Regions from separate parts of the Homo sapiens genome. Here region 1 is linked to region 2. A link is a loop called in an ENCODE intact Hi-C map of the cell type or tissue named here. Cell type or tissue: mucosa of descending colon. All regions are shown on one strand. Each heading gives the region's core, and the rest is flanking DNA. Links, peaks and the distances in the headings are about the cores only. Region 1 overlaps LOC105374515 (a long non-coding RNA gene). Region 2 overlaps LOC105374510 (a long non-coding RNA gene).

The links. A loop is a pair of places that touch in the nucleus more often than their neighbours do. Peaks named below come from ENCODE experiments on the same cell type or tissue, not always from the same donor. Only the 100,000 strongest peaks of a DNase experiment are listed, where the experiment ranks them.
Region 1: a loop joins it to region 2, with 6 times the contacts of the local background. A loop is called at or near these places in 50 of 110 quality-filtered maps.

The regions. Positions count from the first base shown.
Region 1 is chr4:20,668,947-20,684,864 of GRCh38, forward strand. It overlaps LOC105374515 (a long non-coding RNA gene), which reads left to right. Exons shown (of 2, transcript XR_925451.1): 2 at 4,897-5,326. Among named protein-coding and RNA genes, the nearest start is that of PACRGL, 24 kb to the right of the region's middle. RefSeq lists a silencer at 5,078-5,253. In mucosa of descending colon, for the core only: no CTCF peak of the experiment used is centred there; no DNase peak of the experiment used is centred there.
Region 2 is chr4:18,681,774-18,697,691 of GRCh38, forward strand. All of the region lies in intron 2 of LOC105374510 (a long non-coding RNA gene), which reads left to right. Among named protein-coding and RNA genes, the nearest start is that of LCORL, 670 kb to the left of the region's middle. RefSeq lists an enhancer at 9,895-10,828. In mucosa of descending colon, for the core only: a CTCF peak has its summit at 7,715 (motif pointing right); no DNase peak of the experiment used is centred there.

The DNA of each region.
Region 1 (15,918 bases), core at 3,646-8,645, 2.0 Mb after region 2:
TACTGAGAATGATGATTTCCAATTTCATCCATGTCCCTACAAAGGACATGAACTCATCATTTTTTATGGCTGCATAGTATTCCATGGTGTATATGTGTCACATTTTCTTAATCCAGTCTATCATTGTTGGACATTTGGGTTGGTTCCAAGTCGTTGCTATTGTGAATAGTGCCGCAATAAACATACGTGTGCATGTGTCTTTATAGCAGCATGATTTATAGTCTTTGGGTATATACCCAGTAATGGGATGGCTGGGTCAAATGGTATTTCTAGTTCTAGATCCCTGAGGAATCACCACACTGACTTCCACAATGGTTGAACTAGTTTACAGTCCCACCAACAGTGTAAAAGTGTTCCTATTTCTCCACATCCTCTCCAGCACCTGTTGTTTCCTGACTTTTTAATGATTGCCATTCTAACTGGTGTGAGATGGTATCTCATTGTGGTTTTGATTTGCATTTCTCTGATGGCCAGTGATAGTGAGCATTTTTTCATGGGTCTTTTGGCTGCATAAATGTCTTATTTTGAGAGGTGTCTGTTCATGTCCTTCCCCCACTTTTTGATGGGGTTGTTTGTTTTTTTCTTGTAAATTTGTTTGAGTTCATTGTAGATTCTGGATATTAGCCCTTTGTCAGATGAGTAGGTTGTGAAAATTTTCTCCCATTTTGTAGGTTGCCTGTTCACTCTGATGGTAGTTTCTTTTGCTGTGCAGAAGCTCTTTAGTTTAATTAGATCCCATTTGTCAATTTTGTCTTTTGTTGCCATTGCTTTTGGTGTTTTAGACATGAAGTCCTTGCCCATGCCTATGTCCTGAATGGTAATGCCTAGGTTTTCTTCTAGGGTTTTTATGGTTTTAGGTCTAACGTTTAAGTCTTCAATCCATCTTGAATTGATTTTTGTATAAGGTGTAAGGAAGGGATCCAGTTTCAGCTTTCTCCATATGGCTAGCCAGTTTTCCCAGCACCATTTATTAAATAGGGAGTCCTTTCCCCATTGCTTGTTTTTCTCAGGTTTGTCAAAGATCAGATAGTTGTAGATACGTGGCATTATTTCTGAGGGCTCTGTTCTGTTCCATTGATCTATATCTCTGTTTTGGTACCAGTACCATGCTGTTTTGGTTACTGTAGCCTTATAGTATAGTTTGGTAAGTCAGGTAGCGTGATGCCTCCAGCTTTGTTCTTTTGGCTTAGGATTGACTTGGCGACGCGGCCTCTTTTTTGGTTCCATATGAACTTGAAAGCAGTTTTTTCCAATTCTGTGAAGAAAGTCATTGGTAGCTTGATGGGGATGGCATTGAATCTATAAATTACCTTGGGCAGTATGGCCATTTTCACGATATTGATTCTTCCTACCCATGAGCATGGAATGTTCTTCCATTTGTTTGTATCCTCTTTTATTTCATTGAGCAGTGGTTTGTAGTTCTCCTTGAGGTCCTTCATGTCCCTTGTATGGTGGATTCCTAGGTATTTTATTCTCTTTGAAGCAATTGTGAATGGGAGTTCACTCATGATTTGGCTCTCTGTTTGTCTGTTATTGGTGTATAAGAATGCTTGTGATTTTTGTACATTGATTTTGTATCCTGAGACTTTGCTGAAGTTGCTTATCAGCTTAAGGAGATTTTGGGCTGAGACAATGGGGTTTTCTAGATATACAATCATGTCATCTGCAAACAGGGACAATTTGACTTCCTCTTTTCCTAATTGAATACCCTTTATTTCCTTCTCCTGCCTAATTGCCCTGGCCAGAACTTCCAACACTATGTTGAATAGGAGTGGTGAGAGAGGGCATCCCTGTCTTGTGCCAGTTTTCAAAGGGAATGCTTCCAGTTTTTGCCCATTCAGTATGATATTGGCTGTGGGTTTGTCATAGATAGCTCTTATTATTTTGAGATACGTCCCATCAATACCTAATCTATTGAGAGTTTTTAGCATGAAGCATTGTTGAATTTTGTCAAAGGCCTTTTCTGCATCTATTGAGATAATCATGTGGTTTTTGTCTTTGGTTCTGTTTATATGCTGGATTACATTTATTGATTTGTGTATATTGAACCAGCCTCGCATCCCAGGGATGAAGCCCACTTGATCATGGTGGATAAGCTTTTTGATGTGCTTCTGGATTCGGTTTGCCAGTATTTTATTGAGGATTTTTGCATCAATGTTCATCAAGGATATTGGTCTAAAATTCTCTTTTTTGGTTGTGTCTCTGCCCGGCTTTGGTATCAGGATGATGCTGGCCTCATAAAATGAGTTAGGGAGGATTCCCTCTTTTTCTATTGATTGGAATAGTTTCAGAAGGAATGGTACCAGTTCCTCCTTGTACCTCTGTTAGAATTCGGCTGTGAATCCATCTGGTCCTGGACTCTTTTTGGTTGGTAAGCTATTGATTATTGCCACAATTTCAGCTCTTGTTATTGGTCTATTCAGAGATTCAACTTCTTCCTGGTTTAGTCTTGGGAGAGTGTATGTGTCGAGGAATTTATCCATTTCTTCTAGATTTTCTAGTTTATTTGCATAGAGGTGTGTGTAGTAATCTCTGATGGTAGTTTGTATTTCTGTGGGATCGGTGGTGATATTGTGCTTGGGACATCAGAGCAGAAGAAAAGAGTCTTGGTTCCTGATGAGCCACCAGCCCTCAGATGCTCATCCCTGAACTTCCTGTCACACAAAACAAAGGAAATGTGTTGTGTTTAAGTCACTATACTAGGATTTTGTGTAGTAATGTGTCAGAGCTGACTCTCATCAACTTCTGAAAGGTAATTGTTAAATTTTTCAGAACTTTATAGTCAATTGTTAACACAGACGTTATTAAAAATTAAGTTGTGGAATCTTACAATTAAATTATATTTAAAATGAAAAAAAAAAAAGAAAGTAAGTTTCTGTTGCTAAGCCACCCAGTCTGTGGTCCTTTGTTATGGCAGCCCTGAGAAAAGCTAATGCATACCCTTAGGCTATGTCTAATTTCCCAGAGGAATGACCCAGGAAGGCAGGTGCTTAAGAAATGCCCTTACATTTCCAACTTGCTGGGTGTAAGACACAAACAATGCAGTTATCAAAGAATTATGTTTGTGCGGTTTTTTTGGGGGGAGTGGTAATCGAGTACATTTCCTGCTGAAATAATATTGTTTTTTCTATGTGTGAAACATAGTGAGAATTTTACATCCTTTTAGAAGCCGTCTATAACCCCACAGCACCCGAATAATTTAGACGAGTCTTTTTTTGCTATCTGAATATCTGATGTGTCTCTCCTCCCTAACACTTAGCACCGCTCTCTATAGTTACTAACTCTCTGCATCCTACACTGTAAATACTTTGAGATCTTGAATTTGTCTTTTTCAGCTTTATGTTCCCAGGAACAAGTAACAAGCTTTATTCAGGAGAGTTACATGAAACAATGAAGGTAGAAAGACAGACATATCTGAATGAGGACATACATTACCATGATTATCTAGTCAGAGCCACTGTCCTGCCAGTCAACTCAAGATGACATTCCTAGAGTTAAGAACACAAAGAAAGGGCTCGGGTTACTAAATGAATGAGCATGTGGATTTTTTATCTTGTTGGAAGAAATGACAATCTAGGTACTTAACACTCAGAAAGCAGGAAAAAAAAAAAAGGCAGTAAGTAGGCAGAAAGGAGCTGGGAGAAGGGAAGCCAGGCAACATGGCTGCCAAGGGCCCCAGTCCAAAGTGGGCAAGATGTGGGTGAGGTGATGACCAGGGTGGGTCCCTCAGCCTGGCAAGGCTGACACCAAAGCCCATGCTAACACCCACCACTCTGTCATCTTCCAGGGCACTGTAATTTTAGAGACTTATATACACCTCACACTTTTCCCTTTTCTTCTTTTCTCTTGTCCTTTTCTCTCTTTTTTCCTCCAGTTTTGCCTTTTTATATCCCTTAGAATTTAGTGAACACTCTGTTGGAAACACCAGCCTTCTTCATTTGTGCTCAGATAAAACTGTGGACTGTAGCTGTGTTGATGTAGAGTCTGGCATTTTCTACAAAGAGCAGGCTTCTTGTACGGGAAGAGAGCTATGAATCCCCAAAGCAAAAGGCCCACCTTGCTTCTTCAACAGCCACACCAAACTTGTCCTGCTTTGCTAAAAACTACAGAGAGCTATGTGTTTTGTCTTAATAAAAGTGACCCTGTTCTTCTGTGTGAATCTTAAAGATCAGTGTTACAAGTTCTCAACAGTTGTCTGTGGGTGGGGTGTCAGCTAAGGAAGGGCTATTTTTAGATTTTAGTCAGGTAAATATATGAATAAGGTTACCACATAGCTTCTAGGACCCCTTTCCTTCTCACTTGGCTCTTGTTCCTCTGTTACCCAAGCTGGAACATTTGGACTGTGGATTTCACTATGACAGTCTGTATCTGTGATGGTTAATACTGAACTTGATTGGATTGAAGGGTACAAAGTATTGATTCTGGGTGTGTCTCTGAGGATGTTGCCAAAGGAGATTAACATTTGAGTCAGTGGGCTGGGAAAGGCAGACCCACCCTTAAACTGGGTGGGCACCATCTAATCAGCTGCCAGCATGGCTATAATATAAAGCAGGCAGAAAAACGTGAAAAGACTAGACTGGCCTAGCCTTCCAGCCTACATCTTTCTCCTGTGCTGGATGCTTCCTGCCCTTGAACATTGGACTCCAAGTTCTTCAGTTTTGGGACTCAGACTGGCTCTCCTTGCTCCTCAGCTTGCAGACGGCATATGGTGTGACCTTGTGATCCTGTGAGTTAATACTTAATATACTCATATATATATATACATATATATATATATCCTATTAGTATATATATTAGTGTATATATATATCCTATCATATATATATGTATGTATATATTTTATTAGTTCTTTCCCTCTAGAGAATCCAGACTAATACAGTATCTTCTCTTTTACAGTTTTAGAACCTGCCAAGGAAGGGTATGCAGAATTTTGCAGTGCCTTTTACAAGCTGTGCTAAATCCAGTGTCCATGCCACATTCCTTTTCATTGATATAAAGGCAACTCGAAGATGGGATACTATTGACAAGGGGTCACAAGTACCCTCCACTCATTTCTCTATGCGGCCATCCCATGAACAGTCACTGCACAAGAACTCCATTGGCTCTGTTGGATGCCATGCTAAGAACAGGATGGACACCAAAGAGTAAAGCTCAACAGATCCAGATCCAAAGTAGCAAACAAGCCAGGGGTGGAGACTTCAAATCCTAAACAGTAATGCAAGGGTTCCACAGACATAAAATATCACAAACATAAGTCTTTAGACGCAACTTTTGATTCTGTACCAAGAAAATGACATGGACAAGAAATAAAACATTTCATGATAGAGTCAGGTTTAAAGCTGCTGTTTGTGTGGATCAGCAGAAGGAACATTTTTAACAGGGGTAATAGTAAATGGGCAAAGGAAGTCCCGCAAGAAATAATTTTTTTTTTCTTTTGAGATGGAGTCACCCAGGCTGGAGTGCAGTGGTGCCATCTCAGCTCACTGTAACCTCCGTCTCCTGGATTCAAGAGATTCTCCTGCTGGCTGGGACTACAGGTGTGTGCCACCACACTTGGCTAATTTTTGTATTTTTAGTGGAGATGGGGTTCCTCCCTGTTGGCCAAGCTGGTCTCAAACTCCTGACCTCAAGTGATCCACCTGCCTCAGCCTCCCAAAGTGCTGGGATTACAGGCATGAGCCACCATGTCCAGCCCAGCAAGAAATAATTCTGTCAGGAAAGAAGGATGCTCAGATGAGAGGCTTATCTTAGTCTGTTTGGGCTGCTATAACATAACACCATAAACTGGGTAGCTTGTAAACAACAGACATTTATTTCTGACTGTTCTAGACGCTGGGAAGTCCAAGATCAAGGAAGACTTCATGTCTGATGAGGGCCTGCTCTCTGGCTCATAGATGGTGCCTTCTTGCTGCATCTGCATGGTAAAAGGGGTGAGAATTTTCTAGTCCTTTTAAATAAGAGCATTAATCTCATTCATGAGGGCTCTACTTCCATGTCCTAATCATCCTCCAAAAGCCCCACCCCCTATTATCATCACACTGGGGGTTAAGATTTCAACATATAAATTTTAGGGAGACACAAATACAGTAAAAATGGAAGAAAATGAGGTGAAATGGTTCATGTAGTGGGCTGAATAGTGTGCCCTCCACCAAACTCATTCAAGTGAATCTCAGAAAGTGACCTTATTTGGAAAAAAAAGGCTTTGCAAACTTAAGTAGTTAAGATGAGGTCATAATGGACTATAGTGGGCTCTAAATCCAATGAATGATATTATTGGGGGGGAAAAAAAGAAGAGAGGATACATAAAGAGACACAGGTCAGAAGGCCATGTGAAGATGGAGGAAGAGATTTGAGCAAAGCTCAGGAGTGCCAAGAGATGCTGGGAGCCCCCAAGAGTTAGGAAGACTCAAGGAAGGATTCTTCCCTAGAGCCTCCAGATGGAGCATGGTCCTGCTGACACCTCGATTCTAGCCTCAAAAGCTGTGAAAAATGAATTTATCTTGTTTTAAGTCCCGTGTTTCTAATAATTTGTTATGGAAACCTTGGTAAACTAATGCAGTTAGGATCATGCAGATTAAGAGTCTCACTCTGTAATTAGATGCACCAGGAGTTATATCACAGCTCTGCCACTTCCTAGCTGGGAGACTTTGGACAGGTCAACTTCTCCACACTTTAACTTCCTTAGCTATAATATGGATAGATAATACCTATCACATGTGGCTTCTGTGAGAATTAAATGAACTAAAATATACAATGTGCTTCACATTGTACCTGACACAGAGTAAGCACTCCAACCATGTTTCTTATAATCTCTACTCTCATTATTTTTAATAATATCACACTGAGTTTTCTCTGTATTTGAAGTACTATGATGGATGCTACAGGCAATATAAAATTTAATAAAATATTTCTTACCCTTAAATTACTTTCTTAGTCAGCTCAGGCTACTATAAAAAATACCACAGACTAGGTAGATTAACAACAGATATTTATTGCTCACAGTTTTGGAGGCTCAAAGTCCAAGATCAAAATGCTGGCAGATTTGGTTCCTGGTGGAGGCCAGATTCCTGGTTTGTAAATAACCACCTTCTCACTTCCAGCTCACATGGCTTTTTCAATGCTTGGGCATATGGAGAGATAGGGAGAGAGGGAGAGAGGAGTGAGAGGAGAAAGAGGAGGGAGAGAGGGAGAGAAGAGAGGGACAGTGGACAAGAGGGAGAGAAGAAGGAGAGAGGGAGACGAGAGAAAGAAGGAGATACCTCTGTCTTCGTTATCTTATAAGGGCACAAATCCTATCATGCAAGTCACACCCTCATGATCTAATCTAAACCTAATCACCTCCCAAAGTCTCCACCTCCCAATACCATCCCATTGGCGGGTAGGGCTTCGACATATGAATTTAGGGGGTGGACACATTCAGCCCATAACAATTGCTAAAACTAAAAAGAATTCGATCATCCACACCTCCACAGGGCACTACAGTGAAAACTTCAACAGAATGTTATCTATTGATCTTTTACGATAAATGTTAGATTTTCTAAAATAAAACCCATAAAATGACATTTCCTTTTCTCTAACATTCTCACTTCTATTTTATGCAGGAGGCTGCAAGGGTATGCAGACACTTGAGGGACCTCTTGTGTTAGAAAATGCAGGAAATGTTTGGCTCTAAGACTAGTTTTACTGGCAAAGAGCAAGTTGAGACACAGCTGAATACATCCAGTGGGGGAACAAAAAAAAAAAAAAAAATGTCTGGCAGGCCAGCATCACCCAGACCAGGTTGGATCTTGATTGGTTTCTTAGGGTCATTGTTCAACTCTTGCCAGACTGTGCCTTTATGGATAAAGTCAAACTAAATATTTTAACAAGTGATTAAAAAACTGAATTTTCAAACCTGTTAAGTCATTGCTTCTTCCCATCCGGAAGAGACTGGGAGGCAGCTCTCCTGTCAAAGTCTGGCTGGTGAATTCCTCAGGGTCGCTCTCACAGCGCGCAGAGCTATTCATCATTTTAGCGAGCATCCTCAGAGGGGAGCCGCAGTGATTTACATGCTACAGATAAATTATGATGCCTCTCATGATGTTATCATCATTTCAGCTCACGGATTTGAACACTTTCTGGGAGAGGACTTTTTTCACCCTTTCTTAAATGATGAACAACCCCCAGACAGATTATATTGTAGTTGTCAAGTTAAAAGATATAGGTAGGTATGTTTTCTTAAAGATAAACAGCTCAGCCACCACCGCTAGTCAGCCTAGCAACAGGAAAACATTGTCTACTGAGAGTTAACTGTTTATCCCACCTGGAAAAGATCAAACTTTCCTGGTCTTTTATTCTATTTAATGATACATTTTCTCCTGTAGTTTTGCCTGGCTATTTTGTTTCTAACAGGATATAAGCTAGATCAAGCAAAAAGCCTGCTTCTTTATTCCAGTAAATTTGCAAAGTAGCACTGCTCAGCTTTAACTTCATTTTAACTTGAATAGTTCCAGTCTCCCATTCTGTCCCGTGCCACAAGCCAGTGGATGGAACAAAGATTTTCCTCTCTTCAACGCTATCTTGTAAGATTCACGTGGCTTCTGTGGATGGTGCACTCTACCAGGGTCTTGGGTACTAGAACATGCATTTCTAAAACCAGTATGGTAGGCCAAATAATACCTCCTTCTCAATTATGCTCTAATCCCTGGAACCTGTGGAATGTGCTACCTGGCAGGAGGGAATTAAGGTTTCAGGTGGAATTAAGTTTGCTAATCACCTGTCCTTGAAGTGAAAAGATGAGCCTGGATTATCCAGGTGGGCCCAGTGTAATCACAGGAATCCTTAAAAGTGGAAGAGAGAGGCAGGACTTTCCCTTTGGAGGGATGTGATATGAGAAAGGTTCTACTGACCATTACTGCCTTTGATGATGACAGGACAGCCACAAGCCAAGGAAAGTGAGCAGCCTCTAGTAGCTGCAAAAGGAAGGAAAATGGATTTTTCCTGAGAACCTCCAGAAAGGAATGCAGCCCTGCCGACGCCTTGATTGCAGCCCAGTGAGAAACATTTCACGCTACTGACCCCCAGAACAGTAAAATAATGAATGTGTGTTGTTTTAAGCCACACGTTTGTGATAATTTGTTAAAGCAGAAATAGGAAACATAGCAGAAAAGGAAGCATAAGATTTTAATTTTCTTTCATTTTGAACAACCAGCGTATCTTTGTTTGTGCTGCTATAACTAAATACCAATGACTGGGTAATGCATAAAGAACACAAATTTATTGTTTACAGTTCTGGAGGCTGAGAAGTCCAAGATCGAGGCACTGGCAGGTTCAATTGTCTCATGAGGGCAGCTCCTCCAGAGGGGAGGAACGCTGTGTGTTCACATGGCAGAAGGGCAAGTGAGTGAACTGTGTGAAGCTTCCTCTATAGGGGACTTAATACCATTCACAAGGGAGGAGCCCTAGCGGCCTCATTACCTCTTAAAGTCCCCATTGCTTAGTACTATCACATTGGCAATGCCTGCAGTTTGGCTGAACGAAATGTTGTGTGTTGGCTGAATGAATGATTTGTGTCCAAATATCCCAAGGCAAACTCCCTCTCACTGTCAAAGTCACCGATTCCTCTTCAGTGCCCTGGCTTCTGAGTTCCCCTCTGTAGGGACTTCTCATTCTCCCTTCACTTGCACAACAGTTCACGACTAATATTTCTTAAGCTCCATTGAGCCAATCTGCTCACTTTGCCAGCTCAGCCCCTGCTCTGATTTTCTTAGTTGATCCTGCAGTACTTCAAAAGGAAGCAGTAAGGTATTTCCCACTTCCCTAGCCTCATTCCTACTCTTTGCTTTATACTTGGTGTTCAAACCCTCAAAAATGCTTGGGGCTTCCAAATACATCATTTGTTTCATACAGTCATAACATGTGTGCTGATTGGAGGAGGGAGGTTGTTTGCTTTTTTAAGTGTGTGCTGGGAATGTTCCTGTTCTTTTGGTTCAGGTGACAAACTCATATTTGTCCTTCAAAAATTACACCATCGGCCGAGGGTGGTGGCTCACACCTGTAATCCCAGCACTTTGGGAAGCCAAGGTGGGCAGATCACCTGAAGTCAGGAGTTTGAGACCAGCCTGGCCAACATGGTGAAACCCCGTCTCTACTAAAAATACAAAAATTAGCCAGATGCAGTGGGGTGCACCTGTAGTCCCAGCTACTTGGGAGGCTGAGGCTGGAGAATTGCCTGAACTTGGGAGGTGGAGGTTGCAGTGAGCCGAGATCGTGCTACTGCATTCCAGCCTGGGTGACAGAGTGAGAATCCATCTCAGAAAAAAAAAAAAAAAAAAAAAAAAATTAAACCATGTAGTACTCCCAGGAAAATTCTTTGATTTGTTAATGTTATTCAAATCTTCTACTTTTAAGCTTCTTTACTATGTTATTGGCACACTTATTGCTCACTGTCTGTATAACTGTGCTTCCTCCTTTTCTACCCTCATTTTAGTGTCTACAACCTCATGTCTAAAAACAATGTGTATTACAGTAGGCTTGTATCCACTGTGTCATGAGTTAGTGAATAGGTCATATTTAAGAATTTTGTCTTTGGAATTTTAAAGTAAGAAGGCACTTGCACTTCATTAAGGAGAAAATACATAATTTTCACATAGGAGAAAAGAGACTTCTGTCATAGTGCCCTGAAATATAGGAAGGCAAAACATCTGTATTTTTTAATAGTATATATTTTTCACGAACAAAGGTATCAGTATAGTGTTAGGAAAAAAATGTGTCTAAGTGTTTCCAGTTGTGAGGTTGGGGCTGAATTACTTAGTGTCTGGTATTCAATTCAGAGTAGATGTTTTATATGATTAAGATTTTATAATGTGTGTTCTTTAGTATAAAGAAAAGAGGAAAAACAAAAGAATTCCTAAAGCTAGTTAATTACATTTAATGGAATCGCTTAAATTACTGACTTGTTAGACAGTAGATTTTGAGGAAAACATTACTACTATTACTTCCCCCTACCCACATATCTGCTAAAATCTCTTTGAAATGAACATAGGTTGAGAGGCAGAGGTTAAGGTCAAGTTTATATAACTGAATCATCTGACTAGATGATTATTTTGGCTGTCCTCATGATTGATTTTTCTGTGTCATTCAGAATTAATCAGGAGAAAACTCAGGTAATCAGATCAGCTGAGCCAAGCCTGGTTCGATGACCATATGTGACATGGCTAAGGAGTTATTTCTTCACATGCCATGTCCACTGATCATCAACCAAAAGGGGAATCATTGGGTTTTCCTCTGGGACCTGTGATTAAGTGGAGAGAGGGGAACTCAGTTTTAGTTGCATTAGAGTCTAAAGGAAACAGCAACTATGCACTTTGCAAATGGTCAAGATCATGGAACTTGTTTTCAGGATATTCTGGGTTGATAATTTGAAACCAGAGTTCATGACTGCTTTATTTTCAGTGAGGTAAATATTCCTAGAGATTCTAATTATTTTGTGAGTATCTCTTCATTAGAGAAGAACAGTCCATGAATCACAAAGAAAATATTCTTGCTAATATTATTTAAAAGAAATCCTGTATTAAAAGAGTTTGCAAAGATGTAAACCTTGACAGACGAGCACTAGGTTGTCAGATTTAGCAAATAAAAATATAGGACATTCAGTTAAACTTGAATTTCAGATAAACCACAAGTTTTCAAGTACAAAGCTTTCCCATATATTGCATGAGAGATACTTTTGCTTAAAACCATGTGGTTTATCTGATATTTAAATTTAGCTGGACATCTCCGTGTTATCTGGCAAACTTCACAGGTATCCTCTGGGACACACTATCTTTAATGTCTTTAAACAACTGCAATTTTAGCAGCAAGTATGTGAAACCAACTAAATGTTCTTTTAATGACCATCTTTAATTATTTGATTAGAGGAGTTATAATTTAAAGATGATGAATATGGGTGAAAGCTCAAATGTGTTTACTAAAAAAGTTAGTAAGTATAGTTTGGAAAGAAGATGACACTGAGTAGTGACTCTGGGAATTGTGCCAGAAAAATTTATAACAGTTGTATAGTACTTTGTATTCCACTTGATGTATTAGATGGGATTGCTGCCATACACTGAGAAGAAAAATATACCTTGTGGATATTTTGGTAGCTAAGATGATAGAATGAACTTGTTCAAGGAAATGTGGGCGTAGAAGAGGAAGCTTAGGGTTGGAGTTCATCAGAATAGCAATTACCCAAGCAGGTCAATTTTTTAGGAAAATATATTTTGATAATTGAAGTCCAGGAGGAGATCACCTGGCTCATCCACAATGACCTTCAAAATGTAAATACCCAAGTGATTTATGTCATTTTTAAACTCTGTGTCTCCAGTTAATGGCTATTCTTTGGATTATTTGGGAGAAAAACAGCTGGTTCTTATAATTATTATTAGGGGATTTGGATCAATAGAAAGAAGACACTCTGTTCTTTTAAACATTTCTTATGCAACATCATATACAACCCACTGCCTGCCCTCACCCCTCCCCTGGCCCTCTGGCTATCATATTGCTCTCTGACTTTTAATCACAGACTCTGTCTGTATAACTCTACAAAAGTCCAGCCAAAGAGCCAAATATTTAGCCAGTCCTCCGGATATTCTGTTCTCAGCATTTCAAATATCATTTTGTTGAAAAACATCTGGGTCCTTGGCCATGACAAAAACAGTTGTATCTTTCTTCATCAAGGATACTTGGCCTTATATAGCCAGAGAAATAAATTAACAGGACCAAAAGATGCCTAAAAGTATCATCTGAGGAATCTCTTGTTTCTAAACAGTTAACATCGAAATCAGGGTTTCTTAATAGCAACAGCGGCATGGTTGACATTTTGGACTGGATGATTCCTGGTCATGGGGGGCTGTTCTGCACATGGATGGACATTTTGCAGCCTCCCTGCAAAATAGATGCCAGAGGGACATTTGCCTCCTAGTCGTGACGATGAAAGTGGTCTCCAGACATTGCCGGGGATAACAGTTGAGAACCACTAACCTAAAGTATCCAATTTCGATAGTCTTATCCAGTGCCAGCTAGCCTAGAAGGTACCTATAGAAGCTGAATTTAGTTTAGAGAGAGTAACAGAGTGCCAAGAATGGACATGGGATAGGACAGCGGAGAGCGGAAGCATAAAGCCGTAGAAATAACCAGAGCCAGCCGAGCGCGGTGGCTCCCACCTGTAATCCCAGCAATTTGGGAGGCTGAGGTGGGCGGATCACGAGGTCAAGAGATCAAGACCATTCTGGCCAACATGGTGAAACCCTGTCTCTACTAAAAGTACAAAAATTAGCCGAGTGTGGTGGTGTGCGCCTGTAGTCCCAGCTACTCGGGAGGCTGAGGTAGGAGAATCGCTCCACCCGGGAGGTGGAGATTGCAGTGAGCCGAGATCATGCCACTGCACTCCAGCCTGGTGACACAGCAAGACTCCATCTAAAAAAAAAAAAAAAACCATTTATTTCATTTGTTCATTCTACACCCATTCATTCATTCATTTGTTCTTTTGACAGATACATATTGAAGGCATACCTAATAGAAGAAACTGTTCTGAAGTCTGGGTATTCAACAAGAAAGAAAACACAAATTTTATGTTCTCATGGAGCTTATATTCAAATGGAGTGTGGGGGACTTGAATAAGAAGGCATCTAAAGTACCTAGTGTTCGCAGATGCTAAGATGAGAAGTAGTGCGAGAAAAAGAGAAAGGCTCATGAGGGAGGGTATTCCTCAGGGTCTGGTTAGGAAAACACCCAGCAATTTTAGGAGTAGAATGTTACAGAGGGAATGGGTTAACAAGGTATAGGAGGAACACAAAGGCTGCAAAAGTGAAAAGAGAATGCAGAGATAATACAGAGATAGTAGCTTCAGAAAGTTGCTGCCACTCCCTCCCAGGGCTGGGGGTACAAAGGCAACAGGATCAAGTTGTTAGAGCCTAGAAACTTAGTAAAGATTCTGGTGGCACTGGGATACAGACCACTGAGGAGGTGGAGATGGCCCTGCCTGCCATTGTTTGCGGCTATGGAACTGAAGTTAAAAGTCCTGGAGCAGCTGGGTGGCTGACCAACTGGGGATGGTATCTCTGAGGAACACGCTAAGACTGCTGCAGAAAGTTTGGAACACATCTGTTTACCGTAACCACCTGCTGAGCTGGCCTGACACCAGCAGGACCAGCAAGCCAACAAAAAGGAAGAAAATGTTCTCAGAAGCTCACCTACCTCCCAGTCTGCTTCCAGCACCCTATTGGCAGAGTTTATTAGGGAGTCAGCAGCATAGGGGAAATGCTGTCTACAGAGACCCAGGACCAGCATTACAAAGTAGAGTGTGAAAGGGAGGGTTGAGACTGAGAAACAGAGCTTCATAACCAGTGCTGGGAGGCTACTCTTTTATATAGGAGGCCCTTCAAGCCTACCCCACCCTGATTGGGAGAATGTCTGGGTCATTTTGCTCTGTGCATGAAAGTGCTTCAGGAGAATCATTCCCCACACCGTGAACTCCTTCATGGTGTGGGGGATATTATTTATCTTATCACAAAATGTGTATTAAGTGAATGAGTGAAATGATACCTTTGATATAATGCTTGTAGCATTAGTGACTTTTTCAGCTTGGGTAATTCTGATTGCTAGTGTGTGTATGTGTGTGTGTGTGTGTATGTGTGTGTGTGTGTACTTGTTCGACATTCAATCTGATTTTAATAAATATTAACTAGGTGCCCACTAAGTGCAGAGCTCTGCATCAGATGCTACATGAGACCTAAAAGAATTAAACCTTGTCCCTAAAGGACTTAGAATATCGATTCCTGTGTGTGCCATCTGGTGCATATCACTATTTTAAAAAGGTTTTTTTTTTTAATTTCTTGAGGTCTTTTGAATCCTATTCTTCTCTGTTTTTAAAGATATTAGCGATGCACGTCTCCTCCTACCCCACTTTAGTCCCCAGCTTTATCTCTTTTATGAACAAAATTAAATAGATTTCCTCCCAGAAGGAATCCTTTGGTAGAAATTGTATAAAGAGAGAAATTAACTCTTTCAGACTCCCAGGGTGCTATTGCTAAATGTTCTATAAAACTCCTTCCTCATTACTACCTGGAGAGAGACTTGGCATCCGGAAAATAGCATCCAATATGTATTCACTTATTTTCCTCCTTGTTATGTGATGGGGGAACATGAGTGCAACACACTGAAGATAAAGAAGGCTAAGGGATGCTTGTTCATAAATAAGAATAAGATAAGGGTATAGGCTGGGGGATTTTAGTCTCCCAACACACTTTGAAGGTTTGGCTCCTTAGATAGCCCGAGCATGGATTCCTGCCTTCTGCTCCTGCAGAAGGTGAAGGGGGTGGAGGCTGCTGTGACTAGGGCTATGACACTAACTTTGGCTGTTAATGGTGGCCTTCCTTAGCCTATCTCCAAGAATACGGATGCTAGTACAAGTCATGTGCTGTTAACCAAGTATTTTGCCCCTTTCCTTCTGAAGTGGCACTCTATTAAACAGTAATATTTTCTTCCCTTGTTGCTTAAAATAAATGTTTTTAAGGCCTATGAATACTTTGGTCAACATTAGTGGTTTTTCATACTTCCTTCTCTAGGTTTTTAGGGAGAAATGCCTACACTGTTCTTTGAATTGCTTCGTTATTATTATTCCCCAGATTTTCTCCATGTATTAAAGATCCTAAGAATTCTAAGCTCAGACTTTTGCCTCTGTAAATATATTTTTTAAATGGCTGCATAATATTACCCATGGACATGATTCCTAGCCATAGCTCTACTTTGCAGTCAGTCCATCCCCAAAAGACCATCATAGACCACACACTGAATGTTCTACATAGGTTGGGAAAATCTAATGTTAAATATAATACAAAGAGACAACCAGTGATAAAGTTTAAATCCTGAGTCTCCAAGCACATTTTCTTCGAGGGATTC
Region 2 (15,918 bases), core at 4,706-9,705:
CAGCAAACTTGATATTAATTGCTTTGTTTTAGGGTAGGTCAAGTGTACTGTCACTTCTCTCTGATTATATTTTTCCTGGAGCTTTTTAGTATCCAAACTTGTCTTGCTCTATCACACACAATTGATGTTCTACATGATCAGCAGATTAACACACAGCCCAAACAATTTCCTGTGGTTATTAGGCAGTCTGATCAGAACTGCCCTAAGCTTCACCACAAATGAGCAAGTCTAATTCGAAAAATATTAAAAGAAATAGATGAAGCAAGACATTTAACTCTACAGGGTGGAAGAGAATGCTCCCTTATAGTGAAGACTTGCTGGACATGGCATAGGTGTGTTTACACAAAGGATTATCATTCTGGGAGCTGTGACCCTATGCCACATTGTTTAGAAGGACTTCTGGATTGGGGTTTACAAATATTCACTGAGTACCTGCTGTGCTGTCCCTGTGCAGGTACAACAGTCAGACATAATTCTTGCCTGTGTGCTGGTGAAACCACCACCAAGATAAACCAAACTGAGTCTAAATCCTACATCCTAAAATTATTATGATTTAATGATTGATTTTCAAATTTTCAAATAATAAATTTTTATTTTCTGTTTTTATGATTATAAAAGGAAGGCAGTTATAAATTAGAAAATTTTGTAAAATTCATAAAAGAATTGAGAAAAAATCACCATACAGACTTGGCAAATGTTAAAAGATTAGTTATTTTCTTAAAATCTTTTTCTCTTTTTTTATACATATATGTATAATTATATCATACTTGGGTTTATGTTAGATCTATATAATTTATACCTTGTTTTTTTCCTACCATATAACATTAACAAAATATGTACTTTCCTAACCATTTAATGTGCTATAGAAATATTTTACTGGCTTCGTGTTTTTCAAAGTTATGGATATGCCATCATTTTCTTAATCCTTCCCTTGTTTATGAATATTTAGATTAATTATAATCTTTCCACATTATTACTAACTCTGTTAGGAGCATCTTTATGCGTTTATATTTTTCTCTGTCTTGGATTGTTTCTTTAGTCTAGGTTGTAGAATTGCCATTCCTGGATTCAAAGGTTTGATATTAAATAATTATTTTTATATTTACGTAGTGATACTTGTTTATAATTTTAAAAGCTCAGTAATCCTAATGAGTTTATGAGTAACTAGTACTAGAAGTAAATCAAAAGTACCCTGTTTTTCTCCTGCACAGAGGCAATAATCTTCAGAAGTTTCTGTTTTTTCTTTTTATGGTATTTATCACCCTATCACTTAACATGTTTAATTGCTAGATCCTAACTTTTTAAAATTAGATAATATTATTATATTTCTGCCATGGATGACAAATATTCAGATCTTATACAACTTTTCTCTTTCTCCTCATCATTTCCCAAAGTATTTCTCTTCTCTTATTACTTAATATAACTTAAAAGTATAGGTTGCATCAATATTCAGTGTTTATTATATTATGCAAGTAAACTATGAACTATATATAAACACCATAAAATTTATTATGTAAATATTATTTACAGGTGGGCCTAAGTGTATATGTTAGAGCTTATTTCTTATAAAACTTTTCACTTTTCTCAGAATTTGTAATTGCCTTTACTTTTAACTGATGTGTATCCTATCTAAATGTGACTAATTCATCTTCGTATTCTCCAGCAAATCTATAAAGCAAGCATATAATTAAACATATAAGATAATCTGTAGCTTTTTTACATCAATATCCTTCCTGGATTCTTCTGCCCACCTATTTTAAATAGAACAGATTGTTTCATTGCAACCTCAGTCTCTGAAACCACTAATCCATAATTATGTGATTTTAAGTATGCTATATAAATGTAATCAGAGAGTATATCACCTTTGGAGATTACCTTTTTTCACTTAGCGTAATTCCATTGAGATCCATCTATGTTGTGTGAAACAATGGTTGGTTGCTTGTTATTGCTGAGTAGTATACATGGTATTGATATACCATAATCGCTTAACCATTTATCCACTGAAGAACATCTGGTTGCTTCCAGTTTTTGGCTCTGTGAGCACTTATGTTGCAGAAAAGTTGTCCCAATTTTAATTACCAAAAGCAGTATCACAGGAAAATATGTCCACTCCCTCACTTGAGAGCAGAAGGGTTTTACAGCTTAACAATGTGTGTCCCCAGAACTTAGCATCGTTTGACCATGTCATAAATAGAATAAATTTGATTTCTGAATGACTGAGATGTTCCAAGGCAGAAGAGTAAGTAACTACTGTAGATCATCAGAGATCATGGTGTTTGAGGATTCAATAGAAGAGGCTTGTTTTGTCCTTTGAAGAGTGGATATGATATGATCAGGCAGCAGGCTATGAGGGACATGGTTGCATTGTTAACAAAAGACATTGTCCTTTAGTTAAAGGGATCGAGCAACTAAAGTATGTTAAAAATGATTGAGTAGATCATGTTCGATAAAGAGTAAAATTTGTGTAGATGAGTCAAGAAAAACAGTATGAAAGGATAGATTTGAGAGCAGATTGTGGATGGCCTGGAAAGTACAGCTGAAAACTGACGTTTTTCTGATAGGCTTTTGAAAGCCATGCCAGGTTTGTGTTTGGAGAAGGATTGTTGAAAGGTGCATTATAATAAGTAATTTGGTGGCCTTTGTTGCAATACTGCAGTTGCTTGGTGGCCTTTGTTGCAATACTACAGTTGCTTATATCCAAATAATATGTACATCTTTGCCTGTGGTCAACAAAATCTCAAGCGCGATATCATTTTCAGATAAGCAATCATCACATCAGAAGTCAGAGTCTATGAAGAGTTTCTTTTACCAACTAGAGGAGGGGGTCGCAAAGTGAGAAGGAGCTCTGAAGACAGTCACCGGAATCCTTATCATGCAGAGAAGGATGAGGACTGGCATATTTCAGGTGCCTCAATCTAGAGCCATTTTTTGCCTTGCTTTCTGTCCTGACTATCAAAGCCTCCTAATGACAGTAAAATAGTGCCAATAGTGCCAGCCCTCAAGACTTCTGCACCTTCCATGTATTTTACAGGCAATGTACCATTTACCCCTTACTCCAAGCTTGCATGGAAGTTATTTTTACTCTCATTCTAGAGATTCAGTGCCTTGGGCCTATGGACATATCCTGAGAGGGCACAAATAGGGTAAGAAAATGCTACTTGTCACAAAAAAAGCAGAGGCCACACAAGAGAGAGAGAGAGATCGGAGGATTTTCAAAAGTCAAATCAGAGAAATTCTGCTACCATCACTAACTCGAAAGTGCTGCAAAAGGGCAATAACGAGGCCACACGTAGAAGGAAATAAAGTTTGAAGAGCAGAAAGGAAACTGGAGTGAAATAGGAGTGGGTGACTCAAAGGAAGTCCTGGGGAGGGGCCTCTGCAAACACTGCAGTGATGTTGGTTACTTGCCTTTTGATCCCTGGAATATGAGTAGATTCACTCAACTTAAAGGAATGGAATAGTTTCAAACAGGGTCTTAAAGTGTGAGGGAGATTTTCCTATGGGAGAAGAGGCCTGAAGACCAGAAGCTGCCCAAAGGCACTATGGCAGATGGCAACAGGAGGAACAGCTCCTAATGCTGAGCTTAATATAGTGACACGTTTTTTTCTTGCAAGTAATGCAAGTAGCATTACTAATGCTACTAATACAGAGGGCATACCTCTGTATCAGTCAGGGTTCTCCAGAGAAACTGAATCAACAGGATGTGTATGTATATAGGGAGATTTATTTTAAGGAATTGGCTCATACGATTGCGGGGGCTGGCAAGTCTGAAATCTGCAGGCCAGGCTGGGAGTCTGGAGACCCAGGGAACAGTTAAGGTTGCAGTCCAGGTCTAAAGGAAGTCTGGACACAGAATTTCTTCTTTCCTGGGGACCTCAGTCTTTCCTCTTAAGGCCTTCCACTGACTGGATGAGGTCTACCATATAAAGGATGAGGTCTACCATATAAAGAAAGGTCATCTGCTTCTCTCAAATTGCACTGATTTAAATCCTCATCCCATCTAAAGAATATATTCAAATTAAGATTTAGATTGGTGTTTGACCAAATGTCTGGACATCATAGCTCAGAGAAGTGAACACACATGAGATCAACCATCATGGCCTTGAGCTTCTGGGTCATTTCAGGTTCCTGTCCAAGGTGAGAATGAAATCGTCCCTACTACACGGTGGCCACTTCTTCTCCTACTGCACACCAGCTCTTACCATACTGTTGGAACTTTCCTCATGTGGGGCTCAGAAAATGAAGAGGAAAGTTTCTTCCTCCTCAGGGCTGTGCATAGTGAATCTGAGCAATAAGCTGCAGACAGCCAGTTCTCTGCACTCTTGACAACAAACCTGAAAGTGGGTTTATGGAATAAACTTTCTAAACCTACTCCCTCCCTGGAGGATCACAGCTCTATTCAGGATTGGCAGCACATTCTCCTGCTCAGAACAGATGAGGGGTCTTGGAAGGATAAGTTGAAAAGCTAGGTGCAGAGGGCTGACCCTGGCAGGGGCCCAACCAGACCTCATCAGTCACACGAGACTTTCTCATGAGATCACCATGGGACTGAGCCACAGGCTTAACCTGGACATGCAGAAACCCAAGAAGATGGCTTATGTGCTTCAAAAATGAACCCAAAAAATCATCAATAAATGACTTTTCCGGAGATCGGAAACATTAGCTCCCTTCCTGTGCTAGGGAGAAGAGAGTGATTCTATTTTCGATGCTTTGTTGATTTAGAAATCATGCCAGGTTCAGATGTGGTCAGCAAACTGTGGACTAGATATTGCTGGAGGCCTGATTTTGTGTGACTAAAGAGCCAAGAGTGGTGTTTACATTGTTAGAGGTATAAGGAAGAAGAAAGAGGAGGGGGAGAAGGAGAGAAGGAGGAGGAGGAGGAAGAGGAGAAACAGAGATCAGATATGGCCTGCAAAACTTAACATACTTATTATTTGGCTCTTTACAAACAAATTTGCCAACTCCAGGACTAGAAGAAAGAATATATGCACTAAAATCAAACTCTTTAACAACACTGGTGCTGCGCACCATCTGTACAACTCAGGGATGATTACTTTGACTTTGAACCTAGGTGTCGTCACCTGGGGAGCACTGCACACCCAGCTTCTCCTCCAAAGAGAATTCTTGCAGGAAAGAAACGTGTGTAACTATATTAAGTACAGCATCTAAAAAGGGCATCAACATAACAACGAACATACTTTAAAGATTCTATTAATAGAAACTTTAAAAATAAGCAAAACTCTGGTAGGTGTGTGGAGTATAGTTACTGTTTTGTTGATGAGTGCTGGTTACATGGGTATCCCTGCTTATGAAAATTCATCAAAATTTGTGTTCCCTTAGGAACACTTTTTGAAATGTGAATTACACTATATTAAAACATATTTTAAATGACATCTAACTGAGAAAACTTTTGAAACTTCAAGAAAAACCTTTTGTTTTTCTTGAAGTCTACCAATAAAATAATATCTGAGGGGAAGTTTGTGTTCAACAAAAAAAGGGAACAGGATGAGATGCGCTAGTTTGGCTTAATCAAACCAAACCATTCTTTACATTGACTTGCAGCCCAGTGTTTTTTCCACTTCACCATGATATTTCATCTCTTCTGGACCTGGAGAGGTAAACACCTGTGGGATGGTGGTGACCAACAGGGCATTTAACTGAAGCTTTGTCTATCTGATGTCCCAGTAACGACCAGCTCCTAACAATCTGCCCCTACCCACTCCCTCCTCATATCTGGTTCTGTCCACATGTAAACACATACTCTGGTCACATTAAACTATTCCTTTTCCTGATCATATCAAGATGCCTCACAATTCTGACCTTCATACATTCCATTCCTGCTCCTCAAAATACCATCAGCTTTATAAAAAACTGCTTAATTTACTTCAGTAATACAGAAGAATTTTATACATAGTTTATTAAAAATAACTTTGGGAAGCTGTACTTTGATCAGCAATAAAACTATTGAAAAGATAAGGTTATCAAATAATTACCCCATGTTAATCCTGAAAATAATTGTTATAAGCCAATCTTGTAAATTCAAGACCAGGCACATCATAAATAATCACAAAAATTAGAAACATACTCAAAATATCCGTATGTTTAGTATACATAGAAAATTCACTGACTGAAATAAATCATGAAACATGGACTGGAATTTTGTGGGCTCTTAAACTTCATTTTGTCCCTATTGTTTTAAAATGTCAATGGTTTGGACCATTTCTGCATTTGTTAAAACTGTAACCTTAAAATTTTTTTAAAAAATAACTTTACAAACACATAAATATGCTTAATCACTAACTTGGGAAACTTCTGTTGCTCCAAATCAAGTATTTCTCTTTGTCTATGAAACTTTCTCTAGCCAGCATCATGACTGCTGACCGATTTCCACTGTGTATGTTATGCGTGCTTCTATGAGGGAGTCCATGACACATACATAATTATTTATTTGTATTGTAGCAGGACAAACCACAGACAAAACCCTTCAGACACCGAGTTAAAGAAGGAAAGGTTTTATTCAGCCGGGAGCTTCGGCAAGACTCACGTCTCCAACAACTGAGCTCCCTGAGTGAGCAATTCCTGTCCCTTTTAAGGGCTCACAACTCTAAGGGGCTCTGCGTGAGAGGGTCGTGATCTATTGAGCAAGCAGGGGATACACGACTAGGGGCTGCATGCACCAGTAATCAGAACGGAATAGAACAGGACAGGGATTTTCACAATGCTTTTCCATACAATGTCTGGAATCTGTAGATAACATAACCGGTTAGGTCAGGCGTCGATCTTTAACCAGGCCCAGGGCATGGCGCTGGGCTGTCTGCCTGTGGAATTCATTTCTGTCTTTTAGTTTTTACTTCTTCTTTCTTTGGAGGCAGAAATTGGGCATAAGACAATATGACGGGTGGTCTCCTCCCTTAGTATGTTTGCCTATCCTAGTACCTCAGACTTCTTGAAGAGAAGAAATGCCCTATCTCCCAGTGACTGATATCTAGTAGAGACTCAACATGCATTTGTTAAATAAATGACTTGAGAATCCTTATGACTTGAAGATAATGTTTTAAAATGACAGAAAATTATTTTTTCCATTTGTGTGATTCTTCCTAGTGAAGTAATACTCCTTCACAAATTGGTTAAAGCTTTCTTTTTAAAACATGTATTTATGTCAATGAATTTTAACACACACAGTGATATGATTTTCAAGACCAGTCAATTTTTTTTAAGAAACTCAATAGAAAAGTTAAAGACTCGATGAATTATACAAATATTTCAGATTATTATCTGACTATGCATTATTTCTTTCATGAAAGAAAGCCAAAAGCAAAAATGAAGCCAAAAGCAAATCATTTTTTAATGAACCATTGAAATTTAACCCCTGGAATAATTAACTAAAAAATAATATAGAATTTGTTTCATAGACTAACTGTGAATAGTTAAGAAGGTCTTCACTGAATAACCAGTGGTTTATATAGCAAAAATGTTGTTAGATAAAAGGAAAGAGTTAATCTTGTGCCTATTGAATAATACATTTTTGTGTTTGAGAACCCAGTTATTTTGATATTATTTAAAACACTGCCATTAGACTAATGTGAGCCTTTTTGAAAAAATCTTTCAACCCTCTTCCTTCAATTTCTCCGTCTATAAATACTTACAATATACTGCAACTCTAAAATAACTCAAGATTTAATTTAACCTATTTGTGTTGAGGAATGATCTGAGATGCGATACCCAAAATGCTCACTAGATGGCAGGGTTCCCATTTCAAAGGGAGCGCTACCTTGTTACAAAACAGTAAAGGCTTCCAACAAACAGAATTCGAAATGTGTTTATTTGTGTGGCTATAAATATAGCACATCTGATCCAATTTTCCACTGGGTTCCATGCTTTTCAGTGATTTTTCAGCCAGTTTTTTAAAAAGTCAGATTAAAGACGTTATTTGATATGCAGCCACATTCTTTCCAAATAATCAAAATTAATCCCTATTCCTTATTTTTAATCAGACATTGCATATCCATCCACAGTGTCTTTAGCTGAAAGAAATTATGAACCCATTTATTAAGTGGTGTGTGATTTTTGAACACAGTTTCGCCAAGCCCTCAGCATGTGTAAGTATGAATATCTCTGGAATTTATTTACAGTTCCAGAAAACCAAAGCAACACCTGCTAAACTTTGTTATATTCCTGACAGGGTGCTCACTGCTGTTTAAAAGCCATTCCTACTGTGGCCAGTTGTGACTGCCTGAGACCAAATATTCTCAAGGTAAATTGAACCGAATTTTCAGGCAAGGGAAGGTGCTTTGATCAACTAAGTAAATGTATGTGGTTAATCTTTGAAAAACAAATGGCATGCATACAGGCAAAGCTATTATTATTACCAGTTATCATGATTATTATTGTTGCTGACTATTTTATTTCTAAAACTTTCAGAGGAGTACTTTCCAAGAAATTTAAGATCAAGGAAAAGAAATGTATTTCTTCTAAATCTAACATAGCAGATTTGGTGTTTCAACCAAAAGAAATTTTTCCACTTGCATGGTTCATACTGAGCAACCTTTTATTAATATGAAAAAGGAATCTTCCAGACTTCCCTGAAAATTGCAAATTTGCTTATTCTCAATATTTATCATAAATTGCTAAACTTTCTGGCCTAAATTTAAATTATTTCAAGGCAGAGTCATTGGAAGCATAGCCCTGCCTTTCCATTTGCAAAGCAACACAACACTCTAAGAAGAATCCCTCTTAACATAAAACAAAGTGATATGTCATGTGGTCTTCAGGGTAAAATGTGAAACAAATATACCAAAATCTATCTTCCTTCCATTACAACAACAACAACAACAACAAAACTAGGTCACACTTGAAATCCCCCCGCCCTTGTCATGGACAGTAGCGTTTTTTAAATCCCTCTTCAGTCTCTGGGCAGTGTTTAGACACAAAGTATTTTAATATGTCATGAAGTCCCTGTCTTTCTGCCTAATCCTACTCTATCATAATGCATCTAGCACAATGGAGATGCATGCATGCTTAATTTCCATAAATTACACAGCCCTGCATTTTCATAAAGACAAATTCCAATTGTAAACTATTAAACCTAAGTCAACATCCTTTGATGTCTCTGAGAAAGATTGTGGGGGAAGTTTAAGCATTCCCACATGGGGATGTGTTCCCTAGAGTAGGTGAGGAGGGAGGTAATATTTTTTTTGCCCCTCATATCTCTTTATTAACTTGGATGTGTTCTTCTGAGGCTGAAGTGAGTTCCTTTACAGAAACTTAAAAAAAAAAACAAAAACACAACAAAACAAAACAAAAACACTGTGGGAAAACCAGCACCACACATCACTTCTCCCAAAAGCTAAACTCTTAATCAGAATCAAAAGAAACTCTGTTTCTCTGAAGCCATGGCTTGGTTTCAGCCTCTAAAGTGGGAACCAAGTCTAGCCGTCCCTAACCAATAGCCTTACTCTTTGGATTATCGAATGTTACTTTTTTTCTTTGTTTCGAAACTCTCTCCTTCAAGCTCTCTTATAACTATGTAGTTAGATCAAAGGGAATACCATCCAGACCTCTCCATTCAGGTACCATGGAGCTTTCATTATTTAGTTGTGGAATTTCCTCAACAGATCCTGTTCTCAGCATCCTGTTGACATAATTTAACATACAGGTTATAAAGACTTCTGTGAGCCTTCTCCCTTCCTGTTTACTTTCACTCCTCGGTGGAACCCAGGGCTCAGAAGCCGGCTCTTTTACATCTGAAAGCCGGATCACCTCCCCCCAAAGCAGGAAAGGTGTGAAAAGTAAGCAAGGGAAAGCAAGAAAGCAAATACAGTGGCTTTTTAACAGCGCTGCAGACCTGGCTCGGTCTGAGAGGTGATTCAGGGAGTGAGAATTCTGAGCAGGGGGCAGGATGGGGACCATGGATACATTTCTAGGTCCTGCTGGGTTGGTCCTTCACAGGGTGGCTTTGTTGTGAGATGTGACATGTTATGAATTCCTGGAACCCCACACACACTTGCATGCAAATGTAAGTTGATTTAAACACAAGAGGGGGCTCTCAGATTCAAGGCCACTAACCAGAACTAGTGAGATGGAAGATTTCTTAGTTCTGTAATTATTCCTGATGCACACCTCTGGGAAGAGGATGTCTTCCTAACTATATTTGCAAATGTTGGCTGGAAACCATGGGGGCCTGGCCAGAAATCGCCACGTGAGCCATCTCAGGTCCAGATAAGTCAAAATGTTGTAACAGAGGAATAGCGCCAAAGGGTATTTTAGCAGCAATTTGAACTTTGTAAGCACAATACAATGCAGCTGTTGAAGGTTCAGGGCTTGTGGCATGCAGTGGGGGTGAGCGCAAGGTGTTGGTGCAGGGGCAGTGTCAATGTGTCCACTGCCAAGTGATTTTGAAGCAGACATAGAGAGACCACAGATGATGGACAGAGCAGATGAGGAAATCCTTTATTTGCACGAAACTGCTGAAGGATGCAAATTTCAGAGCAGGTAGCACAACCTTTTCAGTTCCAGATGCCCCAGGAAAAAGATTTTCTTAAATCCATTTTGGCAAGCCAGCCACAAAAGGCCAGGCATGTGGACCCAGAAAGTATAGGGGTGAATAAGTGGTCAGTGTGTATTCCGGGTATCTGAATACCAGCTTAGGCAAACTACAGCCCCATCAATTCAATGCACACCTCTCTTTGTGAATTTACCTTGGGTATTTAGGTATAGTTTATGTGACATTTTTTGAAATTATCATCAAGAAAAAAACATATGTATATGTTTCTATACCTATACTCTTCCCGAATACAATGGAAACTAACATGGTTTTATTTTGCTACTTTCAAACCAAATCCCAATTTTTGTTGATAAAATCTGAAATTTAAAACCCATATTAATAGTAAATGTGTACTTTATATTGTGATTATAATGTTACCATTATAAATATATGAATATTTATATATTATGTTTTAGTTATAATTCTTTGCAAAAAGTATTGTCTCATGTGCTTTAAAGTGTATAAACTTTAATAATTCTTCAAACTTATAGTATATTTAGTTTTATTTCTCATTACTATATGTTTTTAATACCATAATGTCTCCATAGTTGATGTCTATATTTTGGTACCAATTAGAAGTGGGCTCTTTGAAAAATTTATTTTATTTTCTAAAAAATTTCACTTAAGGACATGATTTTGGCTGGAGTGATCCCAATTTCCATTTCATCAATTATATAAGGAGTTATATGTAGAAACTTGAGGTAATTAGTATAGTATTTTCAATTTATTCCAGTGATATTTTAGTACCCTTAAAAGATTGATGCTTACAAAATTATCTTTTAAATTTCCTGTGTGTGTGTGTGTGTGTGTGTGTGTGTGTTCATGTACGTGGTTAGGTACCATTGTAAAAGTACTTGAAGGCTATACTTTTATTCATTTCTCAGCTGACTGTGATGCAAATTGACTATTCTTTTTTTTTTTTTTTTTTACAAAGGGTATGGAAGGAAAGTGTACTTTGTAAATCTCCTATAAAGTTATGTTTCCTTTGTCCTGATACCAGGCAGCAACATAGCTTGTTGTAGAAATTTTGGGTCAAATGTTTGTTTACGCACAACACTAAAATCTCATTTATTTGACATATTTGCTGAATACCCATTGTCTGCTGGGCACCCTCCTAGGTTTTGCAGACTAGCGAACAAGACTGCAGATTCCTTATGTAGTTGAACTTGCATTATTGTAATTTAAAAGACAACTTTTACTTTCTTCCCCCTCCCTTCTTTCTCTTCCTTTTTATTTTGAGTGGGTGCATATAGAGATATTTTTCTCCTTTAGTTTTTTTTTTTTAATTATACTTTAAGTTTTAGGGTACATGTGTACAACGTGCAGGTTAGTTACATATGTATACATGTGCCATGTTGGTGTGCTGCACCCCATTAACTCGTCATTTAGTTTTGAATGTGAAAAATACTATTGAGTATATATGTGAGGATACTTCATTTTTTCCTAATTGTTCTTGTTTTGAGGAGGACCTTTCAAGATGGGAGGTGTTATATTAAATACATGTTACACACACCTCTTCATGTTTTATTTTAATCTTTTCTCTCATATATCATCCTTTATCCTTTCATTCTGACATATAGAATAATTTATTAGGCTACTCTCTCCTTTACTATTTTTTCTTCCATTCTATTCAATTACTATCTACATTGCAGTTTTTAGTTCATCAATGATATGCTTAATTGCTAGGTATTGTTTCCTGATCTTAGATAGTTATCTCTTCATGATTGCCTATTCCAGTCATTCTGTGCTGTGTGCCTTCTCTAATTTGTTAGAAATAAAATTTAGATATTTTTAAAAAATATGATTTCTTGCTGCAGCAGTGAGAAACACATGCACATTCCTCTGACTACTTTCTCTCTTTTAGAGAACACCTTTTTTTTTTTTTTTTTTTTTTTTTTTTTGAGGCAGAGTCTTGCTCTATCGCCCAGGCTGTAGTGCAGTGGCATGATCTCGGCTCACTACAACCTCTGCCTCCCGGGTTCAAGGGATTCTTCTGCCTCAGCCTCCCGAGTAGCCGGGACTACAGGCGTGCACCACCACACCCGGCTTTTTTTTTTATTTTTAGTAGAGACAGGGTTTCACCATGTTAGCCAGGATGGGCTCGATCTCCTGACCTCATGATCCGCCTGCCTTGGCCTCCCAAAGTGCTGGGATTACAGGCCTGAGCCACTGTGCCCAGTGGAGAACAGCATCTTTTATGTGTCTGAAAATTTCTCTCATTTTGCTCATGTTTACAAGGAGAGATTTCGGCTGGTTTTGTGTCGATTGTGTCGGTTAAAATGAATCCTGTCAGTGAGGCTTCCTGTCTGATTTTTACAGATCCAAATGAAGGGATAAAGAAAAAGTTTTAATTTACTCTAGATCCTCTTAACTATTTCTGAGATTCAGCAAGTATATGGTGGGGACTAAAAAGTGAACTAATCCTATAATTTCCTCTAGGCCAAGTCATTTCTTTGCCATTTTGTTGAGCCTCTCAGGGGTCCTCCTACATAATTCTCTATTCCTGACTATTGTTGTAGAGTTTTTATCTTTGTGGCCTCTGGGATCAGAAGTGCCACCACATCCACAGGGATCCTTGACAGTGACACAGTCCCGCTCAACTTCTCTACTTGACTTTCTGACTTGGTAGGAGAGGTTCTGTTAAGTTCTTTCACATTTTTCCCAGAACACAATGCTATCTCATCATATAAAAGGAGTTTCTACCCACTTTTCCGTTTAAGTGAGTTTATGCAAACTCTACTATGGCATAGACCATTAGTTCTTCCCTCAGTAACTTTCTGTATTTCTTCTATACAATTAGAAGCTTCAAATGCCACATAGATAACCAGCTAAAGACCTTATTCACCAGCTTCCCTTCCAGTAAATTTTCATCATGTAATTGGATTTAGGCAAGTGGTAGGAGAAAAAATGTGGTATATGCAATATCGTGCCTTGAAAAGGGATGTGTGTGTGTGTGTGTGTGCATGCACACACACGTAGAGAAAAGAACATTCTTTCTCTGTGTGTGTGTGTGTGTATATATATACACACACACACATGCACGAGAAAAGATATATATATATATATATATATATATATATATATATATAGTCCTATAAGATTAGGTGACTTAACTTCTGTGAACCCCCAGAACTTATTTAGAAACTGAGGCTGATCACAGTAACACACACCTCTACAGTTCATGGGTTTTTGTAAGAACTAATTGGGTAACTATATTCGATTTTATTTGATAAACTGTAAAATCTTATAAAAAGCCATTTGTTACAATTGGCTCTCACTATGTAACAGACTACCCATATTATTAATTATTATTAAGTAAATTTGTAACTTATGAAATGAAAATTTAAATTGTGCTTTTGCTTTTGTGTGTAATCCTGTCTTTATATTTTTGGATATATATATATATATTTTTTTTTTTAATAACTTTTGGGGTACAAGTGGTTTTTGGTTTTGTGAATGACTTGTATAGTGGGTACGTGGATGAATTGCATATGTATTCATATATATATATATATGAAACAGGAAAAGTTCCCTTGTCCCCCTCACAGGGTGTGTGATGGGGTGTTGCTGGCTTCTTTGGTGCCCTCCTGCTCAAACCTCTAGGGGGAGCATGCAGATGGACAGGCTGTGGGACTCCAACCCCATGGCAGCATCTAGGGTTGAGTGTTTAGAGCTTCTGAAGCCCCAGTGGGCGTGTGTTACCGTGCGCTCTTTCAGTTTAGCCATCCGTAGGCAGCTTGTGTTAATCAGCTCAATTAGACTCCCTGACTTATTGCAAGGACAGAGTGCTTTCTGAATCCTGGGGTTTCTTCCTTTGGTGTATTGGAAGGGATCAGAGGGCACGTGGGCTTAGAGAATGAGTGCAAGGTTTTATCGAGTGGAAGTAGCTCTTAGCAGATGGAGGAGCCAGAAGGGAGATGGAGTGGGAAGGTGGTTTTCCCCTGGAGTCAGGCTGCTTAGCGGCTGGGCTCTCCTCCAACCGCCCCAGCCAAACGCCACATCGTTCCGCCGGTCGATGGCCTTCCAGTGCCTCTCTCTCCATGTCCAGCCGCTTGTCTTCTTCCGCTGGTGTGTTCCTCTTGACGTCCAGCTGCTTGTGTGTGTGCCTGCTAGGGTCTCCGGGTTTTTTATTGGCACAGGATGGGGGTGTGGCAGGCCAGGGTGGTCTTGGGAAATGCAACATTTGGGCAGGAAAACAGAAATGCCTGTTGGCACCTAAGTCCACGGGCACAGGCCCTGGCCAGAGCCCTAACCAGGAACCACAACCTCCTCTACCCAACACTTCCCTGAATCCTTTCCATATCAATATGTATATGTGTGTGTGTGTGTGTGTGTGTCTATATATATATATATATATATATATATATATATATATGGAGAAAAAGAATATATATACATACTCCTTTTCTCTCCTTTTTCTGTTCAGTGGAATTTGCATGTGGTGGAAGGAACTAAAATAGTGTCAGAGCCAAGAGAAAAGTTCCCCTTTGCCTGCTGAAGGTTCACTGAAAAATCAACTCACAGAATGACATACAAGTTTATTTAACATGTACACACAGGAGTCTTTAGAAGGAAAAGCCAAAGATACAGGGGAAATCGTCTATTTTATGCTTAGATTCAACAAACTATGGACAGCTGTGTAGACATATCACTGGACAAAAAGGGTGTGATCCAATTCTAATAGACTGAGTTGGGAAGCCCAGCGAGGCCTGTGTGTCCAGATTCTTCTTGGCCCCTCTGAGCATGCATTTCTTTCTTCTGGGTGTGGGCCAGGACCCTCTCTAGAATGGGGGTCTTATGACCTACAGCCAAATAAGGTGAGTTAGGTCATTTCCTTGTAGTTTTTACACAGAAAGTTATAGAAGAACTTACACCAGTATTACTCGGTTTTATGGCTGGTTTGGGGGGAAACGCGGTTCTGGTTTCAGTGATCTGCCTTGGGGAAGAAGGATTCTAGGTTTTATGGGTAGCCTTTGGGGAGAATGGGACTGAGAGACTGGAGGGCAGGAGAATGTCAGAGAAAAACTTTGGTTTTTGAGGCTGCTTCTGAGGGCTTCATTTTAAGATATTGTTTTGGGGTATTTTTTGGGTATTGTTTTCCGAAGTCCCATCATTAGTCATTTTAAACCACCAAATGGGGAGCTGCATATTAAAGATGACAGAACAATACGACAGAATAAGCCTAGGTTCCACAGGGGAGAAAAGATTCCTTTTCTTACCCATCACAAGTTTCATAGCTGAGATCCCCCATAACCAAAGGCAGATGGACAAGAGTAAAACATTCAGATTTACTTGATATAACTTTTATGTGACATGGGAGGCTTTAGTATAAAGATCTGTGTAAGAGAGGAAAACTTTTTATGAACACGTGCAGA